Linked DNA regions of Homo sapiens: region 1 is linked to region 2. A link is an interaction called in ENCODE POLR2A ChIA-PET data of the cell type or tissue named here. Cell type or tissue: HCT116. All regions are shown on one strand. Links, peaks and the distances in the headings refer to the core of each region. The heading gives the core; the rest is flanking DNA.

Region 1 (2,911 bases), core at 312-2,811, 130 kb after region 2:
GTCCTCTATTTTTCTCTCTCCCCCTATCCTAAATTTCAACTTGAAGATTCCAGGTATCGGTCAGGTTTTATAGAGAAACAGAATAAATCAGATGTGCATATACAAACACAGAAAGAGACTTAAGGAATTGGCCCAAGGGATTAAGGAGGCCTGGTAAATCCAAAATCTGCAGAGCAGGCTGGCAGAACTCCTTGCTCAGGGGTCAGTCTTTGTTCTATTAAAGGCCTTCCACTGACTGGATGAGGCCCACCCACAGATGGAGGCTACTCACAATCTACCAACTTAAATGTTAATCTCATACAAAAAATACTTAAACAGAAACATCGAAAATATTTGATCAAATATCTAGGCACTGTGGCCCAGTCAAGTTGGCACATAAAATTAGCCATCACCCAACTCCACCTGGGCTGAAATAATCTGTTCTTCCTTTGAAAACCACACAGCATTCTATCATTCTGTCTATACTACCCTTCTAGAATTTAAAGATCTGGAGAAAGATCTGTATCTAGATCATCTTTGCAACTCCCACAGAATCTAACACAGTGCTCTACATATAGCTGACATTTGAATATTTCTTGAATAAATCACACAGCAGAAAAAGCTATTAAGTAAGCTACTTCCAAAGTACTGAACAGTGTTTAATACCAAGGGAACTGAATTAAATTATAAAAGAAACTCACTTAGGATAAAATGAAAGAATGATTGTTTAGAGTAAATAACAACTGATGTTGATAGAATGGGAAAGTGGGAAAAACAAACCCAACCTCAGCATATTTAAGAACAGTCTACATGCAAAAGCAGCAAACCAGGAAACCAAAAAGTTACAGTTAGTATTTTTCTTCTCTTTCTGACATTTATATATATGTACAGCTCTTGTCCATTCGGTGCCATACACAAACTCTTGCTGAAACTATCTGAGATACAGAAACTATCTGAGATATGTTGGAATAAGGTATTATATATGGATTTAATACAACAAGGAAGGTTTAATTACTTAAATACTAAAAAGCACCACCTCTTCTACAACGCAGTACTCTTGCTCAGGCCCTGAAGGTAGCATGGTAGAAAGGTGACTCTGGGTTTTTTACTTAAGAGCAGAGCTTTACAAAAATAAGATTCGACAGTCCAGCTCTTGGAACCACATCACGGCCTGCTTCCACAAACTCTCACTTTTTGCACATCTGCACTCTCTTCTCTGGCCCCTTCTTCACCCTTACCCACACTACTTTCTTCCTGTTAGCAAATATTACTGCACTGAATGAAAACATCTGTCCCTCAGCCTCCACCATCTCTTCCTGAACCCACTACGAACTTAACACCCCTAACAGAGGCATTACTCCTGCCCTTGTGTCTGCAATATTCTCGATCACCTCACAGATCACATGCCAAGCACTGGCGACCCAATGACAAAAAACTACCTCCACTTCCAGAGGTCATAACCCAGATGACGTTCCTTGCACCTTCTGCAATATATTCTCAAAATCAACTTCTTCGCACTTAACTCTAGAGGTTACATCATCTTCGACTGAAAAAACCCCAAAGCCATCTTGTTAAGAGCCCATCTTGTCCTTATAAAACCAAAAAGGCAATTTGAAATTTTAGAGAGTGATGTAATAACAAAACAATACTGGCTCCTTAGAAGGTTTATTACAAAGCAAAACACATTTACAAAGGATCTCTCTTATGTAACTGAACATAACAGATAGCCTTAACATCTTCCTAGATAGCCTCTACATGTGGCTAATTCTAACTCATCTGTCAGGCCCCAGCTTAAATGTTGTGTCCTCAAGAACCTTGTCTCTGACGAAAAACAAAAACAAAAAACAAAAAAGCCCCCTCAGTTTTATCTAAGTCAACATTGCTAATAAAACTGCTCTTAAGGGATTCTAAAAATAGAAGCAATGTAATAATAACAATCTGTAACCTAAACCCCAAATTAGATAAAACCTGGAAAATGGGACAAAGGGAGAAAAGTGAAAAGATATGTTAAAACTTTTAACTTAGGCATAAGCAAAGGTAGCTTGTATTTATCTGGGTCTTGGAAAATTAAAGACATCTATGAACCCTCTCCCCAAATGTTTCTGTATGTAAATAAAAATTGCTTATAACTTCAGGGGATCAAGACTCCCTGAAATCTACCATGAACTCCATGTAATGAATCTATTATAGATAATGGCTAATTACTCCAATTGATAATTGATATAGAGAAATACAGTTGTTTGAAATTTAAGGTTTCTAAAAATGCAAGAATGTTTTAATATTAGGAAATCAATTTAATAATTTACATATTAAAAGCAAAGGAAAGGCTGGGCGCAGTGGCTCATGCCTATAATTCCAGCACTTTGGAAGGCCGAGGCAGGTGGATCACCTGAGGTCAGGAGTTCGAGACCAGCCTGGCCAACATGGTGAAACCCCGTCTCTTAAAAATACAAAAATTAGCTGGCATGGTGGTGCATGCCTGTCATCCCAGCTACTCAGGAGGCTGAGGTAGGAGAATCACTTGAACCCGGGAGGCAGAAGCTGCAGTGAGCCAAGATTGCGCCATTGCACTCCAGCCTGGGTGACAACTGTAAAACTCCGTCTCAAAAAAAAAAAAAAAAAGCAAAGGAAAGTCTAGAAAAGAAAGTAGATCAGAGGTTGCCTAGGACTGGGGGTCGTAGGCAGCTACTGACTAAACATCAACAAAGAAGCTTCTTGAGTTGATGGAATTGTTAGAAAACTGGACTGTGGTGATGGATACACAACTTTCACGGGACCGCACACTTACAGTGGGTGAATTTTATAGTATTGTAACTTATACCCAATAAAGTTAAAAGTTAATAAGTTAAACTTATAACCCAAAACTTACACCCTTCATCCCAATTACTTCAATCTTCTAGTTTCCATTGTGCCTGTTGATGTCAACTCCTGA
Region 2 (2,911 bases), core at 249-2,748:
CCCAGCAAGACACTTATTATCTCCGAATCCCTCCTCACCCTGTGGAAATCACCAGGACCAAACTAAAGCAAACAAAAAACCGCACACAAATCTCACACCAAAGCACTTGCCCTCCAGAGGGAACAACAACCGACATCACAGGCTGAAGCCCCCCAAACTCCTGGGCTTCCACTCACACCTCCTTCAGAGCCCTTCCCCCAGTGCTCTGTGCTAGACTGGGCAGGGTGAGGGACACGAAGGCAGCGCACCTAGGCCAGTTAGACAGGTGCCAGGAGTAGAATAAGCAGCAGCTATTTAGTCCTGTAGAGCACACAGACAGCTTTAGTGGAGCACACAGCCTGTACCTGACCAATGCTGGAGAGTCACATGGGCTAGCGCATTCAATCCCAGGAACCACCCTATGAGGTCATCCTCCCTTCATAGACAACAAGATCAAGGCATAGAAAGGCTACAAAATTTTGTCAACGGGACACAATCTGCATGTGGTGGACCAGTCACCTGACTCAAGTGTCCATGCCCTTCACCTGTGTGCCCCACTGCCTTCAGCAGACTCTAAACTGGCATCGGCTTGCATGTGACAGGAACTCCACCTTAACTGGTGTAGGCTGAGGGTTTCCTCAATCTCCCCACCCACTGCAGACACAGGGAGGGGGAGTGAGCCGGCTCCTCAGGGACACAAACTATTCCTCCCACTCCTTCCTCAGCACCTTGGCAGCTATGGGAAGCTGGAGGAGGAGGAAAAAGGGAAGACGCCATGCTCCATTAGCTCTGGGTTCACACTCTCACAGCTCTGATGGACACAACTTAGTCATTCATTCTCTCAATAAATATATAAGATGGGGATGCCTGATATGCACCAAGCACAAAGAGCTGGGAACACTACTGGAAAGAGAATGAGCAAGTCCCTGCTCTCGCCAGGGCGACATTCTAATGGGGAAGACAACAGGCAATGAACAGATATGCAAGGCCGGGTGCTGCTGGGAAAGGAACACAGACGGATGGGAAGGAAAAGGCTCCTCAAGGAAATGACCGAGGGCAAAGGGAGAGCTACCCTGTCCCCTCCCCTACTAAGGGGCAAAGTTCTGAGGAATGGCTGAAGGCCTGAAGGAGGGCCCCCAGATCAAGAACAGGATGCTCTCTGACAAGGCCATCACCCCTGGGGAGAATGAGGTGGAGGAAGCCCTCTTGCTGTGGGGTGGCAGTAAGGAGGGCAGAACCCTGCTGTAGGAAGGAGTGGGGGAAGAGACACAGGTCAGTTTAAAAGGCATTGTCTGTGTTGTCTCCACCACTTAGGATGTGTTTGACCTTGGATGAGTCATTTAACCTAAGCTTCTTTCCTATAAATAAGGAATGAGGACAACAGCTCAGCTACTGTACACCTCCCTCTCCTACCCAGGATGCCTGGAGACCAACTCAGTCATACAAATTATGATTGTAACAAAATATCTGTGTTGTAAATAACTTATTCAAAGCCAATCAAACCAATGGTTAACGCTGGACCTTGGAAACAGCTGTTTCATCAGATATCTGCTCTAAAAATTTACCCAGAGTAACAGATGCATAACCACCACCTTCTCTTGAGAGAGTACAGAGCTCAACCTCCAGCCTGCCTCTGCCCACCTTTCCCCTCCGAGGATCTCAGGTCTTAGCTCAGCTCCTCTCCTGAAACAGACCCCACTCTCCTTGACCCAGGAATGAGCCAGTCTTTGGGCGTCTTCCTGACATAAGTTTGGGAGAGTGTGACCCCAGGGCTGTGGAAAGCTATTTTCTCCTTCACATGGAGAAAGTTTCCTGGACTGTGTGGTTCAGTCAAATTGCAGAACACATGGGGGAAGCTGGGGAGTGGATGAGCAGAGTGGCCAAAGGCAGGTTTTTAAGTTTAAAATGCCAGTGAAGCTCTATCAACAGCTACCATTTATTGAGTGTTTAAATACCAAGCACCTTATGTTTGGTGAACCATCCCTGTGGGGTGTGAGCAATTCACCCATTTTACGGATGATAACACTGAAGTTTACAGAGATAAAGAAACTTGCTCAATGTCAAGCAGGTAATAAGTAGGGATCTGACACCAGGTCTGTTTGACTCCGAAAACTGTGTTGCTAACCACCAGGCTACTCTTTCTACCTATGACAAGATCCAGAATGAAGCCACAATAGTGGATAAATACTAATCAGAGAAGGAGCTATGGATTACAGACAGCTATCGGGGTCTACTGAATGAGAGCCTGTTTTCTAGCAACCCTTGATGGTGGAGGAGAAGGGTGCATCTTTACCTTCCTATTCCCTTGCACACACACAACATCTGCTGCTAAGGATGTTGTATTCATGTACATAACCAGAATACCTTTTCTTTTTGATGATATTTATATTTTATTCAGATTGTAAAACAGATTTTAATTTAAGGCCTTCCCATTTGGAGCACCAAAAAACTACCCTTTTTTTTTTTTTTTTTTTTTTGAGACAGAGTCTTGCTCTGTTGCCCAGGCTGGAGTGCAGTGGCACAATCTTGGCTCACTGCAAGCTTTGCCTCGCGGGTTCATGCCATTCTCCTGCCTCAGCCTCCCAAGTAGCTGGGACTACAGGCACCCACCACCACGCCAGGCTAATTTTTTGTATTTTTAGTAGAGACAGGGTTTCACCGTGTTAGCCAGGATGGTCTTGATCTCCTGATCTCATGATCCACCCGCCTTGGCCTCCCAAAGTGCTGGGATTACAGGCGTGAGCCACTGCGCCCAGCCAAGACCACCCTTTCTATACCACTGTAGTTGTTGCAGATCAACCTACATGTCAACTCTGCTTTCCTGGAATATTTCAAAGTTTAGTTGCAGTTATTCCTCTTCTAGGCTCAGGCCTGACTCAGCCTATAATACCTGCATGTGGTTGGAACTATGGAGTGCCCAAGTCCACCCCAT

Evidence for each region. ChIA-PET counts read pairs that join two places held together with the same protein. Peaks named below come from ENCODE experiments on the same cell type or tissue, not always from the same donor. Only the 100,000 strongest peaks of a DNase experiment are listed, where the experiment ranks them.
Region 1: POLR2A ChIA-PET joins it to region 2 with 5 read pairs; 5 of 35 experiments call an interaction of 5 or more read pairs at or near these places.

The regions. Positions count from the first base shown.
Region 1 is chr19:34,183,746-34,186,656 of GRCh38, reverse strand. All of the region lies in intron 1 of LSM14A (LSM14A mRNA processing body assembly factor), which reads right to left. Among named protein-coding and RNA genes, the nearest start is that of LSM14A, 13 kb to the right of the region's middle. In HCT116, for the core only: no CTCF peak of the experiment used is centred there; no DNase peak of the experiment used is centred there.
Region 2 is chr19:34,315,256-34,318,166 of GRCh38, reverse strand. All of the region lies in intron 2 of GARRE1 (granule associated Rac and RHOG effector 1), which reads right to left. Among named protein-coding and RNA genes, the nearest start is that of GPI, 48 kb to the left of the region's middle. In HCT116, for the core only: no CTCF peak of the experiment used is centred there; a DNase peak (open chromatin) is centred at 1,316.